Regions from separate parts of the Homo sapiens genome. Here regions 1 and 3 are each linked to region 2. Evidence: chromatin loops called from intact Hi-C (ENCODE). Cell type or tissue: mammary epithelial cell. All regions are shown on one strand.

Evidence for each region. A loop is a pair of places that touch in the nucleus more often than their neighbours do. Peaks named below come from ENCODE experiments on the same cell type or tissue, not always from the same donor. Only the 100,000 strongest peaks of a DNase experiment are listed, where the experiment ranks them.
Region 1: a loop joins it to region 2, with 6 times the contacts of the local background. A loop is called at or near these places in 92 of 110 quality-filtered maps.
Region 3: it touches region 2 in a loop (14-fold over the local background); 92 of 110 quality-filtered maps call a loop at or near these places.

The regions. Positions count from the first base shown.
Region 1 is chr11:75,021,089-75,026,088 of GRCh38, forward strand. No RefSeq gene overlaps it. Among named protein-coding and RNA genes, the nearest start is that of NEU3, 35 kb to the left of the region's middle. In mammary epithelial cell, a CTCF peak has its summit at 1,988 (motif pointing right); a DNase peak (open chromatin) is centred at 1,993.
Region 2 is chr11:74,927,424-74,932,423 of GRCh38, forward strand. XRRA1 (X-ray radiation resistance associated 1) reads right to left here. Exons shown (of 19, transcript NM_001378157.1): 6 at 2,877-2,949; 7 at 1-65. LOC107984352 (a long non-coding RNA gene) reads left to right here and starts at 3,698. Exons shown (of 3, transcript XR_001748295.2): 1 at 3,698-5,000. In mammary epithelial cell, a CTCF peak has its summit at 2,500 (motif pointing right); DNase peaks (open chromatin) are centred at 2,508 and 4,938; H3K27ac peaks cover 565 bases.
Region 3 is chr11:75,029,333-75,034,332 of GRCh38, forward strand. No RefSeq gene overlaps it. Among named protein-coding and RNA genes, the nearest start is that of NEU3, 43 kb to the left of the region's middle. In mammary epithelial cell, a CTCF peak has its summit at 2,842 (motif pointing left); no DNase peak of the experiment used is centred here.

The DNA of each region.
Region 1 (5,000 bases), 94 kb after region 2:
TCTGTGTACACCTTGCTTTGTCTGAAATGCTCTTTCTCCTTCTTTGATAGAATTCCTCCTTTTCCTCTCAGGATCTAGCTTAAATGTGCCATTCACGGGGGAGCCTGCCCTAACCCCAGATCAGGTAGGCCCCACTTCTGGCCTTCCACTGTGCCCCTTCTAACGTTGCACTGCCCATTCTGTGTGGAATGTTCTGTTGCTATATATGGCTCCTTTTCTAGACTGTGAGCTCCTCAAGGACAAGGACCACATCTGATCCTTTCTGTGTTCCCAGTGCCCAGCCTAGGGTCTGGCAGAGAGTATGGGCCCCACAGAGCTTGTTGAATTAGTGTGTATGTAAGTGAAAATGATAGGGTGGGCAGTTGTGGGTAAGTGGCGAGTGGCAAGTAGGTTTGTCCCCAAGCCTGAGAGGGTCACCTGAATTGGGTACAGAGTTGAGAACTCATCATTTTGGTCTCTTTTACCAAATGAGATTGGGTCTGAATTTGATTAGGACATGTTATCTGTAAGACTGCCTGGGGCTAGCAAGACAAAAGTCTAAAATCTGAGGTATCTGTAAGGAGTAGTCAGAGGAGACCATGGGCCCTGCACAGCTCTGTCCAAGGCTTGGAAACAACTTCAGGTGGATAGGTATGGATAATAATACCGTAGTCAGTCCTTCCCATGTGGGAGTGAGGCTCCCAGCGAACAGTCCCACAAATCCCAGAACAGTCCCTCTAGTGAGTCAGAGATCTGGGTAATATGGAAGTCCTCAGATTGTCTGCTCCTCCACCCTTCTGGAATCACACTTTCCCTCAGTTTCTTAAGATGTTGCAAGTCATCGGCCGGGTGCGGTGGCTCACGCCTGTAATCCCAGCACTTTGGGAAGCTGAGGCGGGTGGATCATGACGTCAGGAGTTCAAGACCAGCCTGGCTAAGATGGTGAAACCCCTCTCTACTAAAAATACAAAAAATTAGCCAGGCGTGGTGGCGGGTGCCTATAATCCCAGCTACTTGGGAGGCTGAGGCAGGAGAATTGCTTGAACTCGGAGGGCAGAGGCTGCAGGCAGCTGAGATCACGCCACTGCACTCCAGCCTGGGCAACACAGTGAGATTCCATCTCAAGAAAAAAAAAAAAAAAGATTTTGCAGGTCATCATCCTATATTCTGGGCGAAGCATAGAGTCTTTCCCAAGAGCCTGAGAGTTCCTGGGAGCTTATATTCTGATCACCTCTCACTCTTAATTCCTGCTGCTATTGCATTCTTGTGACTGTGACTGAGTTGTTTTGCTCCAGGCTCTGATGCTGCCCTTGCTGCCTCTTTCCCCAAAGCACCAGGTGCAAGCATGTGCACGTAACAGACTTTCCTTCAAGAGTTGAGGGTAAGGAAGTGAGTTATAGCACAATGCAGAGCCGAAAGGCAGAGCAGGAATCATTACCTGCTTTGTACAAAAGAGGAAACCAAAGCTTAGATATTAACCAGGTGACTTGACTAAAGCTATACAGCAAGTTAGTGACAGAACTAGGCCTGGAATGAGCTCTCCTGATCCAGACTCTAGAGTCAGCATTTCACGGTTCTGAACATCTGGAATCCAAAGAGCTGTCCAGGTTTAGGTTAAGAACAGTTCCACACACACAGAAAGACGGTCCTGGGTGGCAGGCAGTGAAAGAAACCTGGGGAGCTGGGGATCTCTATGAGCGTGGCTCACCTCCCCCTCTGTCTCCTGGAGCTGACCCTTGCTCATATCCTGCGGGAACAAGACCCAGGTGGATCAAAACTTTATTGAGGCCCTGCTCAAGACAGGCACAGTAGTGCAGTAGGTTTAATCTTCACTATGGTTCTGCAAGGCTGGCAACATTATTCCCCATTTTAGTTGAGAAAACAGTCTCCAAGAGTGGAAGTGACTTGCTCAAGGTCATACAGATAGTCAGGCCTGGCTCTGAGCCTGAGGACTCCCAGTCCCCGACTCTGCTGCAAGCTCCATGGCATTGCCAACATTGACCACCAGGTGGCAATCTCCCCCAACTCCCTGCAGGCCACAAGCACCCTGGAATTTTAAGCAGTAATGCCTATGGTTGGTGGCAGAACAGCAGTCTCTGCCTGGATTTTCAAAACTGCCCTGAGGCAGTTTTATAACTCTTTTGTCCCAAGGGGAAATTGATGTCCAAGAGGGATGGTGGCTTTACAGAGGAGGAAGTTCTATGTGTGTGTGCGTGTGAGCATGAGATCTGCTTCTGGTTCCAAGGCTGGTGAATTCTGCTGACCTATTGTTAGCTGGGAGTTGGTGGGCATGACTTTCCTGGCACGATGTTCAGTTTCTCCTCTGTGCCTGCTGTTGCCAAGCCTCACTCAGAGATGGGCAGCCGAGTTTTCCTTGGACTCCCATCAGAGGCCCAGGGCCCAACCTCTTGTTTAGGTGGGGTCAGACTTACCTGGTCTGAGGCCATCTGAACAGCCCTGTGGATCCTTCCCCTATTTTAATCTGTGTGCTTCTTTGTATGGAGCCATGGAAACTCCTATGATCTTCCATGCCTGCCTACAGCCAGGAAACACTGGGAGAGAGTCCTGTGCATTCTTCCTGCAGTACTCACCATGTTCCCTTCAGGCTCTGCTGGATGGACCAGACCCTCTCAGCAGGCTTCCCGCCACTGGATACCCCTTTACCTCTGTGCTGCTCAGTGGCAGTCCCAGGGTGGGCCTGTGAGTTCTCGGCACAGCAAACTTTCTGCCCAGATGCCAGGGTGAGGCTCCCTTTCTGGCAGGCACGCCCAGCTTCTATGCAGGGCTTGGGCACATTCTCCATTCCCCATCATGGCAGTGACTCTCAGCACAAACACCGCAGTGTTCACAAGGCCACCCCAACTTCTCCCCCCTTCCCTCCTATGTCCTCTCTTTGTGTGTGTGTGCACGTGTACGCTCCTTCATGTCTCTCTTTACAGAGTGTGGTCTTAGAGCCTCTTGTCCTCAGCTTTGGGCCTTCACTGCAATTCCACAAATCCAGAACTCAAGGAAAGTCCTGCTATACGTCCTGTCAGGTAAAGGTAGTGACAGCTCCCTTGCCAGATTCAGAGGAGAGTTCCTGGGAGTTTCCTGAACGCAGGGCTGTCGTTTGAGCTCTGTGTTCCGAGCACCCAGCACAGGGCCTGCATGGGACAGGCCCCAAGGGGAGGGAGGTGGTTCTCACATGAATGAAGGGCCCTGAACTAGAGCAAGTTAGCCTCTCAGAACACAATGAGTCCCCTTCTTCTGTAGGGCACCACACATCCCTCTGCAGAAACTGAGGGAAAGTGGAGAACAGAGCAAATAGTGATAAAGGCAAGCAGCACGCAGTCATTATGTCAACGTTTCTCAAGTTTCTCTCATGCATGTGCCTCCTCCATGATTTTTGCTAAATCCATGGATTCTTAATAATTTTCTTTAGCATATTTTATGAAAATACCTAATTCATGGTCTCCTAAGGAATAATATTCATGAAATCACTGGTTTGATTTATCTTTCCTAATATACATTAAATTATATACATACCTATTAAAAAATAGCAAAGACCACTGAAGTAGGTCATACCTACCACCAGTGAGATGTATACTGCACTTGGGTTATTTAGTTTTCACAAAACCCTATAAGGTCAATCATGCTTTTTCTGTCTTATAGGTGAAGAAATTGAAGGTCAGAGAATTGACTTGGCTGAGGTCACACAGTCTTCTGATCTTTGGCCTACAGCCTTTATAAAGATGGGAGAGGGGAAGGGAGGAGCAGGTGCTTGGGAGATGATGGGGGAGGGAGGCAGCTGCCACTGAAAAATGAAAGAAGATGGTGAAGATAGGGAGTGGGGGGCAGGACTCCATGTCAGAAAGGCAAATGACCTGAGTCCCAATGTCCTATGCACAGTAATGGCCATGAAAATAGCTGCAGATTTGCCTGCATTTGTATGACCAAGATTTATTGTGCCAGCAACTCCGGTAATTGGATGATGAAAGCACTGCAGCTGGGACTGTTGGCTGGAGATTAATTATTAGAGAGAGGAGGTAGGATGGGGAGTAGCCTGGATGGTGCCCAGCTGTGGAGAGACTGGAACCCACTAGAAGAGCAGGCAGGCAGACCTCAGACATCTAGTGGACCCTCCTCCCCACTCAGCTAAGACCCAGGGAGGGAGGCAACTGGACTGGGCCAAGGCCACAGCCATTCCACAGCAAGGCAGGATGAGAGCTCTTCTCTGAGTGAAGTTGATTTTCCAGAAAAGATGGGCAGCTACAGCAGCAGGAAGGGCCTGCACTTGGAGTCTGAGACCAGAGGGGAAGCCTCAGCTTTGTCTCTTACTTGCTATGTGGCCTTAGGAAGGTGACTTAGCCTCTTCGAACCTCAGTTTTCCCAGCTGTACGATGGAGATGATGGCATTGACTTTACTAGGAAGTCATGAGGCTCCAAGATTATTGGGTCCTGTTTAGATCTAGGACCCACTCAGGGACAACTTTCATTCTCACCCCCTCTGCTCAGGTCTGGCCCTCATCCTTCCTGCCTGGGTCCTGTGAACCCCTTCCCTGCTCTCTCATCAAGCCCTAAAACTTGATCCTTAGCCACTGTGGGGACTTTCTGCGTGAATGTCAAGTCTCCCAAGTAGGAACCTAAAAGGGACTGGGAGATGGGGGGCAGGGGTGGATCCCAAGAAGAAGTCATTTTCCCTCACAGCCTTAGTTTTCTCATCTGCAAAATGGGAATAGGCTTTATTTGGATTTATTCTGTTGCAAAGAACAGCAAACCACTTGAGCCCAACCAAGTGGGTTGGGGAAGGAGCCAACTATGGGGACTGGAACTGGAACCTGCACATTGGAAGGAACACAGGCCACTTGGGGCTAGCTTCTCCTCCATCTCTTTGTCAATGGGTCTCTGTTGCTATCTGCCCATCTTCCAACTACTCATAGGTGGATTCTTTCCCTCTCTCCTCTCTGTCTTAAGCTTCTGTTTCCTCAGAATCTCTGTTCTAGCACAACTTTTTCTTACATGTGACTGCTCATGGCTCCATT
Region 2 (5,000 bases):
GATAGTTTTGATGCCATTAAATGCGAGATCCAGTTCCTTTAGGGCTGGAAACGTGTGAAATGCCTCTACATGGGGAAGAGAAAGAGAGAGTCTGCAGCTTGTAAAGGACTTAAGAGAAAGATATTAATAATTACCATTTACTGTGTCCCTACTGGGTTAGGCCAGGCACTGTATAAGGTACTTTACATACATGGCCTCTAAATCTCTAACAACCCAGAAAAATAGGGATTACTACTTCCATTCTATGGCTGACTAAGGCTCAGCCAAGCTAAGTGATTTGCCAGAATGGAATTGCTGGTAAGTGAAAGAGCCAAGAATTGAATCTAAGTCTGCTCAACAGCAAAGCCCATTTTAAAAATTATCTTTATTAATCCTGATTACAAAAATTAAAACACAACTAAGAAAAACAGTCAAACATCACAGAAAAATAAAAAGTTCTGTTTAATCCCAACATCCAGAGACAAGTATTAAAAGTTCCATATATAGCACTCAACTTTTTCTCATGTATATATCAAAATACATACCTCTTTTAACAAAAATAGAGTCATACTGTACACACTGTACTGACTTGCTTTTTCCCTTAACAATGTAACTTAAAGATTATTCCATGTCAAAACATATAGATATGCCTAATGTCTTCTGATGTTCTACAGTATAGATATATCCTAGTTTACTAATCCATTTCCCCATTGGTAGCCTTTAGGCTATATGAATAAAAGGTAAGAAACTATATGAATAAATGTTTCTCTCTTTGAATGAGAACTGAACTTTTTCTAGCCTTGTTCCTCTGGTAACCTGAAACCAATGATACAGTAACTGCATTTCCAGGCAGTATCACTTGCGGTAAAAATCACCCTAGGTTGGCAAATTACATCTGGGCTAGGAGAAACTATAAATGAATGATAAACACCTGAAGGGGGCACCATAATTTTGGGCTTCCCTGTGTGTAGTGATTCCTATAATTGGATATATCCTTTGCAGAAACTCTAGGAGCTATGCCTATACGTGTTACAATGTATATTGGCTCCTGTGAGGAATGAGATTTCTAAGCCAGGGTGGCTTTTGCATCCACCCAATGACAGTCTCACTGTCTTGTACCTGAGCTGACACTGGGGGCCAGATGGAGGGGCACAAAGAATGCCTCATGGATGGCTTTGGGAACTCCATTGAAGAGAAACTCCTGATGCTGTTGTACTGGCATTCTGTGTGGAATTACTTAGAGCCTTCTAAGTGAACCTGATGTTAAATATGGTAGTCTTGTAAGTCAGAATGTTCAGTAGAACCTAATAAAGGCTGCTTTGTGAATATTTCTGGATGTTTCCAATGAACAGCCTTGTACGAGTGTGTTACTATAGAATAATTTCCTGGAAGTAAAGCTACTAGATTAAAGGCAATGACTACTTTAAATTTTAAGAAACATTACCAAATTACCTCCAAGATGCTACACCAATGACTATACTTCCACAGTTCAATGCAAGAGTATCCATCTCCCTACCAATGCTGGCTGTCATCAGCCCTTTTCACTCCTGCCAATATTTGACAGGCAGAAAACAGTATCTTGATCCACTGTAATTATTAGTGAGGTTGAACACCTTTTCATATACCTATTGGCCTTTGTATTTCCAGCCCAAGCTCCTGACAGACCACCCTGTCTCCTAAAGGGCAGGGACCTCATCATATGCTTCTTTGAAAACAATCTTCAAACTCAATGCAACAAAACTGAACTTATCCTATTTCCCTCTGACTTGCCTTTTCTCTAATGTGCCCTATCTCAATGAAATGCCCCTTGATTCCTCCCTCTCCCTACATCCCTATCAGTCTATCAACTACCAAGTCCTGTGGTTTCTACTCCTCCTAAATCTCTGTCTGTCTCTCTCTCTCTCAATCCTCTGCACCCTTCTTGTCACAATCCTGGCTCAGGCCTCATCTCCCCTCCCCTGAAAACCTGAAATAATCTCCCAGGTTTCCTGGCCTCCACCTTCTTCTTCTCTTATAATCCACTCTCCTCACAGCTGCCACTGAGCTTCTCTATTTAAAACCCTTCCAAGACTCTCTTTTGCCTGCAGCATTAAGTCCAATTCACTCCCGGTCCTTGATAATCCAGTCGCTGCCAATCTGTCTAGTTTCAATTGTCCCCCACATGCTTCCCTTGCAAGCATACAAAACCTCTTCAGTCTTCCTGATCAGACAATGCCATTCCACATCTGCTCCAGCAGCCGGAAATGCCTTCTTACCTTCTAGTTCCTGAATCACTCCTATTCATTTTTCTGGTCTCAGCTTAGGTGCTCCTCTTCTCAGTTCCTCCTGACACTCTGGCCTGGCTTGAAGTCCCACGTATATGCTTGCATAGTATTTCCTGATTCTCTCTTTCACTGCTCTCCCCTCATCCTGACCTAACTATCTGTATCTGAGTCCATCTCTCTCACCAAACCATGAGCTCACCAGAGCAGGACTGTATGCACTCATTTCTAAAAGCCAAGTATTCACACAGTCCTAATATCCAGCAGGGGTCGCTGTGGACTTGCTGAATAAGAAGGCTTTATGCTCCTACAGGAGTACTTTACAGGCTTAGAAACATTTTTATACACCCATCTCATATGAGCCTGCAAGGTATCCTGCAAGGGGAGGAAAAAAAGAAGGGAATTATCTCCATTGACAGATAGAGAAGTAGAAGATCACAGAAAAATGTTCTAAGTAGGTAGCGCCAGAGCAGGACTGGAATCGAGGTCTTTGTGCTCTCCAGCACCCAGCCTATTGTACTCCAAAAAAGAGATGTGTGGCCAATCATAGATGGTTGGACAGACAAATCCTAACACACGTGAATGGCTGTGCTGGCTAAGAGGAGGAAGAGAGCTTTCAAGAAAGAAAAAGCTTACCTAGAGGCAGCAGGTTTTCTGAGGCATTGATATAAATCACAGAATGAAAATGCTTGAAGTCATTTTCCTTGGCCTGTAGGAAAGCATTTCAGAAAAAAAAAAAAATCCACAAGATTAGTTCCCTGCCTAGAAGCCTTGCTGAAGCTTCAGGGCCACTGTCAGAAGAAACAAAGACCTAAAGGAATAAGGGACATCCCTAGCACAGGAGCAGACACTTGAGTGCTGTAAGGGTTTTCCTGCTTTTTTTCCACTATGAAACATTTCAAATGTACAGAAAAGTATACGGAATGACACTCTGAAGACCCATATAACCACTATCCAGAGGTAAGTATTTAATACAGCTGAATATTTTGCTGTCTTTGCTTTAAATAAATTTCCTTAAAGAAAATATTATATAGGGTGAACCACCACCATTACCACCCCTGTCCATGTATCCCCTCACTAATCCCATAACAGCTATCCTGAATTGGAGACTATCATTCCCATACTCAATAGTTTTTGTGTGTTTGTTTGTTTGTTTTTGAGACAGGGTCTCACTTCCATTGCCCAGATTGGAGTGCAGTGACACAATCTTGGCTCACTGCAGCCTCAACTTCCCCAGCTCGGGTGATCCTTCCACCTCAGCCTCTTGAGTATCTAGGACTGCAGGCACACGCCACCAAGACTGGCTAATTTTTTTGTATTTTTAGCTGAGATGGGGTTTTGCCATGATGCCCAGGCTGGTCTCGAACTGCTGCGCTCAAGTAATCCGCCTGCCTCAGCCTCCCAAAGTGCTAGGATTACAGGCGTGAGCCACTGCACCCAGCTCCCATATCTTTTTTTATGCTTATACGTGTGTGTGTGTGTGTGTGTATCAACTATATATAATGCTAGATACAGGTAGTAAAACTTTACGTTAAATGCAACAATATTTTAGGTATCATTCTGCAACCTGCCTTTTCACTCAACACTGTTTTTGAGAATTACCTGTGTCGATATATGCTGCTTTTGAAATTTACATATGTTGACAGTTGTAGTTCTAGTTCAATTTTTTTTTTTTTTTTGAGACAAAGTCTCGCTCTGTCACTCAGGCTGGAGTGCAATGGCACAATCTTGGCTCACCGCAACCTCCACCTTCTGGGTTCAAGTGATTCTCCTGCCTCAGCCTCCTGAGTAGGTGGGATTACAGGTGTCTGCCACCATGCCCAGTTAATTTTTTTATTTTTAGTAGGGACAAGGTTTCACCATGTTGTCCAGGCTAGTCTCAAACTCCTGACCTCAAGTGATCCTCCTACCTCAGCCTCCCAAAGTGCTAGGATTACAGGCATGAGCCACCACGCCTAGCCCTAGTTCAACCATTTTAATTCCTGTATAGTATTCCATTGTTTGAATATATTGCAAGTTTATTCATTCTCATTTAGTCTGTTTCTAAATTTTATTACAAACAATTATGTAATTAATATTCTTATACACACCTCCTATTCATAAGAGTTTCTTTAATGATATGCTCCTATCAAGCTGTGGGGAATACACAGCTTTATGAGATGGTAGCACATTGTTCTCCAAAGTAGTTAAAACAATTTACAGTCCTACCTGCAGTGTATGAGAAGTCCTATTTCTTTAAATCCTTGCAATTGGCATTATAAAACTAATTTTTGCCAGTCTGATTATTGTAAAATGGCACTGCATTTTCCTGATTATTTATGAGGCTGAATATCTTTTTCTATATTTATTGGCCTTTCAAGTTCCTCTTCTGTATACTAACATATTTATCTGTTGTCTATTTTTCTACTGGGTTTCTCTTTCTTCCTATTGTTTTGTAGGAGCTCTTGACACATTCTGGATCCCAATACTTTTTGGTTATATTACTTGCTAATATCTTCTCCCAGTCTCAGCTTATCTTTTACCTTTGTTTGTGGTAACTTTTGTTAGATAGATATTTTTAATTAAATTTCATAGATATTTTCCTTTATGGTTTAACCACAAAGCTAGCAAGCATCCACTCATCCCGTGGGTCTCAGCTAAGCTACCACCCTCTCCAGGGTGTGTTTCCTGTGTAAGGCTGAGTCAGGGGCCTGTCCTCTGAGGTCATATTTCGCACCCTCGTGTTTCCCTCATTGACTGCATTAGCTAGTCCTGTCTAAC
Region 3 (5,000 bases), 100 kb after region 2:
TAATACATTCAAATCTTAATTTCCTTATCTACAAAATGGGGATAATAATCTACTTTGAAGAGTTATTGTGAGAATTAGAAACAATGATGTTCATACTTAGGACTGTGCCTGTCCCTACTAACACTTAATGATAGTATTCATTATAATAATGATGATGATGATTTCTGGCTCCACTGTTATTGCTTTATCTAGGATATGGTCTTTTCTCTCCTGAACCATCACATGAGTTTCCTCACTGGACTCTCTGTCTTCACTCTCTGTTGACTGCCAAATCTGCTTTTCACATAGTAGTCAGAAAAATTTTTCTAAAGTACAAATCTGATCATGACATTCACCTGCTTAAAACTCTTTTCTCCCCCCATTCCATCTACCCTATGCCCCAGCCATACTTGCAGGTCTCTGAGCACACATTGGTCACACACTCCCTTCTGCCATGCTTTATTCAAGGAGTTCCCTTTGCCTAAACCTGAATGTATTCTCTCCCTCCCCTCCCTCACGTCCTACCTGACGAATCCTCATCCATCACACCCAGTGCCAATGAATGCCACCCCTCCTTGGGATGTCTGTTTACTTTGAGTCAACTGCTAGCTCCTTGAGGGCAGGGATCAGGTTTGATTCTTCTTTGTGGCCCCCTGCCTTCCTGCACAGGGCTTGACATAAAGAAGCCCTCATCAAATATTTTCAGACACTTGCTCAAGGTTGCACATGGGGTCAGAGGCAGGGTTGAGGCTTGAACCCAGGTCTCTCATCTTCCTGCTTAGGATTCTCCTCTACACATGCCATTTTGCCCCAGTGGAGAACAGGAGTGCAGGGTTAGTGGGTTGGGGGTGGGGGACCTCCCCATGTGAGGGCAGCAGGCAACCTGAGGACATCCCACACTGCATTTCAGTGCTGCATCTGCTACACTGGGGAAGGATAAAATTATCCACTGCCCACGTCATGTATCTCCCCATCCGACGGGGACTAGAGATAAAAAATGAATGACACAAAATCCAATCTTGCCTGGTGCAGAAGCTGGTGGGGGTGGGGGTGGAGCTGGTGGCCCAAGCAGCCACTCATTGCACAGCACATCTCATATTTATTGACTCATAATTGAAGGCAGCCTGGAGATGTCCCAGCATTGGCCCCTGACAAGACAGATGAGGGCAAAATGACTGTGGAGGCAGAGAGTCAGGATACAGACTTCCTCACAGGACTGCAGCCACAGAAGGGAGGCAATGGTGGGGAGTGGGGACAGCTAACTGGCTGTTGCACTGGCCCCGGGGTCTGACTCGGGTTCTAGGTCCTGCTCTGCTACCCACTTGTGATTACCTTGAACCAGACCCTCCCCTCTCTAGGCCAGTAATTTTAGCCTTCTTGATTTCATTACCAGGGTTTAGGAAAATCATTCTGGGAGTTGGGAAAATCTGGGCTGCTAACTTGCTCTGTGGCTTTAGGTGAGTTTCTTTACTCTAAGGGCTTTGTGCTTTCTCTTTGTAAAGAGGAAAGGATGCCTCCCTCTTCTATATAAAGATTGAGGGGGTTGGGTTGGCCTAGGAGCAGCCAGTTTGTGCATTTTAGCAACTGGAAAGCTTCTGGTTGGGGGAAGACAAAGAAACAAGAAATGCTGCCAAATATTAAGAACCTGCAATGACTCCTAATTGCTCACAGAAATGGTCCAAATTCCTAGGCTTGGCATTCAAGGCTGTGAAACCTGCATAGTCCTACCTCTAGTATTTGTGTCATTATGGGGAAAGTGTCTGGGGCTGGCAGCCAGGAAGCCTGGGTTCTGGACCAGTCTTACCACTATCTAGCTCTGTGATCTCTGGCAAGTTCTTGATCATCTCCAGGTCTCAGTTTCCCCATCTGTAAAATTTACATAGGTGATCTATGAAGTAATTAGGGTCCCCAAGCCCAGAGCAAGTCAGTTGCCAAGTTCTATCCTCTCTCCCTCTCAGTATTCCCTAAATCCATTCCTCCCTCACCCCCATTCCATTCTAATTATGACCACTGTCTCACCTCAGTACTCCTTTCTCTCTTCCTGACCAGTGCAGTAGCCTCTTGTCTCCCAGCCTCCATCTACCCCCTCCATACTCCAGTCAGAGTGACTCAGAAAGCATGTGACTGACCATGACCCTCGCCTGCGTCAAGCCCTTCCTGTGCTCTCCACACAGCTCTCAGCCGAGCTCCTGAGTGTCACATGGAAGATCCTGCATGATCTGGCCCTATCTTATCTCTTTTCCCACTCCTCCTGTGCCCCGACTATCTGTACCATTCAGGCTGGCCTCTTCACTGCCCTCTCTCCAGCTCAGACTCCAGGATGAGGCTTCCCCAAGCTGGCCAGGAGGAGGCCCTGTGGCCCTGAACACAGTAGTAGGTGGGGTCAGTGTCATGCCTAGACTCCTGTTCTGCCTTTCCAGAAGCTTCTGGAGTTCCAAGCCCCATAGGGGTCCTGCTCCATGGAGTCCCCAGAGCATCAGGTGTGAATGATGCTGCCTGTTCTCCCTCCTGCTGCTGACAACCAGAGAATGTCTGAGCCAAAAGGGCCCCAGAGGTGACCTTGACCTCCTAAAACCCCACATTGTATAGATGGAGAAACTGAGGCCCAGGGAGGAGCAGTGGTCACACAGCAAGTCAGTGTTCATCAGGGCTGGAGCTCTGCCTTGTGCCTGCTCCATGGGGTTGGGGACACAGGGCTGGACTAGGGTAGCCATAAAGAGAACACTCCACGCACTGGGGCAGGAGGGGCCATCAGCCCTCCCTTCAGTGGTGGAGGTGAGATACTCAGCAGGAGACTCAGGGCAGGGAAAGAGGCTTCTGCCAGTCTCATTCCCATCCTCACCGCGCCCCCTGCTGGTTCTGTCCTATTAGGGCTTCCAGGTCTCTGTACTTTACCTCCTCGCCACATGTCCAGCCTTCCTGAGGTGGGATGGGGAAAGGGAGGAATCAAGGTAGCCAGGGCAAGCATTTGTGAGCATTTACAGTCAGAGCTGTGAGGACCTCTACAACATCCTGCCAAGTGCCTATCTAGTATGTTTCATGCACGCCAGTGACAGGGACTCGCTTTCTCCTAGAACGGCACCACCCTTTGGGAGACATTTGGCCCAGGCAAAAGAGACTTCTCAGGAGAAGCTGGGGTTATCTGCAGGGTGTGCTTCTGGGCCCAGCATCAGGAGATGCAGAAAATGATAGAGAGACGGCCCACCTCTAGGATGGCTTTTCTCCAGGCCTAATAAATTATCAGACGTTGTGGTTTCTGGCCCCTTCCCAGGGCACAAGGTCCCTTATCAGAGCTTTTAGTCCACTGAATCCAGTCCTCAGAGAGTGCAGAAGGGGAGACTGAGGCCCAGGGTAGGGGTAGGATTTGCCTAGTTCCCCCAGCATATTAGGGCTGGGCCTGAGACCAGAATCCAAGGCCCCAGCTCCTAGCTGGGAGCCCTCCCAGCATAATATGTTCCCACTCTACGGCACGGAGTGTGGGGTGTGGGGGACTTGCACAGAGACAGAGAGGAGTAACTGCTGAGAAGGGCTTGTGATAGATGAATAGAAGCCTTCCCTGCAGGAGCTCAGAGTCCAGGGAGAGGGCCACAGGCAAAGGAAGGCTTCCTTGTCCCTCCCTATAGGATAGTGCATGCTCCATCTGGGAGGCAGCAACAATTGTGCACAAAGGCCACCATTTAGCCCTTGCTCACCCAGGAATCCCTCTCTGTGTGCATGTGTGTGTGTCTGTCTGTCTATGGACTGCCTCTGCCCTCAATGGACACCATTTCTAATTCATTCACCAGGAAAGTGGGCTTTTTTGCTATCCATCTGCCATGAGGGGATTTCATAAATCCTCTCTTTTTTATTTTGAGATGGAGTCTCACTCTGTCGCCCAGGCTGGAGTGCAGTGGCGCGATCTCGGCTCACTGCAAGCTCTGCCTCCCGGGTTCACACCATTCTCCTGCCTCAGCCTCTCTAGTAGCTGGGACTACAGGCGCCCACCACCACACTCAGCTAATTTTTGTATTTTTAGTAGAGACGGGGTTTCACCATGTTAGCCAGGATGGTCTCGATTTCCTGACCTCGTGATCCGCCCACCTCGGCCTTCCAAAGTGCTGGGATTACAGGCATGAGCCGCTGCACCCGGCCTAAATCCTCTCTTCGGCTGTGGTATAGGATAGTGGTGGCTTGGGCCATGTGAACACCTGCAGATTAGTAGTTTGAAGCCAGGAGAGCCAGGGCGTTGAATGCCAGACCAAGGAGCTTAGACTTTGTCCCACAAAAAATGAGGATGCAATGAAGGTTTTCAAGTACAGAATGTCATGGTCACATGTGTTCTAGGAAGATCTCTGGTGTGTAAAAAAGAAGGTGGGTTGGAGGGAGCCACAAAAGACAGGTGGTCAGGAAGGATGCTGGGGCCATGATGCCAGAGAAGGATAATGAGGTTCAGTGTGGGAAGAGGTCAGGAGGATGGACTTGAGAGATATTCTGACAGTTGAGTCCAGCCCAAGGTGAATAGCAGATGGGGTGAGAGAAGAGGAGTTAAGGTATGGCCTACGTTTGACCTGAGGGATTAGGGTGGTGGCTAGGAGAGTGCTAGAAAGCAGGCTTTCCTATAGGGGAGTGCTCTGGGCCCAACCTTGAGGCCACCCCATTCACCTCTTTACCTATTCATCACTCATCCACCTTCCCACCTACCCACCTACCTACCATCCATCCATATCCCACCAAAGCCTTCCCCTTTGCCAGGCTTCCATGTGCCAAGGACTCAGAAAATAACCAGTGCCGATCTCTGCTCCTGTGGGCCCAGAGAGACAGATTGGCTCTCCTTCACCCTAGTAGTACGTCTGGTTGCTGGCCTCTGCCCGTGGAGAAGGTGATGTAGATAACTTGCTGGCATTTCTTCCCAGAAAGTTATTGCTCATTCAGGCTTGGGGCTGGGGAGAGAGTCTCCATCCTGATGAGATCAGTATTAGACTTGCAAGTGTTAGCCATTAACAGCTTCATGGCATTGTATAGGCACCAGTTCACTAGGAAGA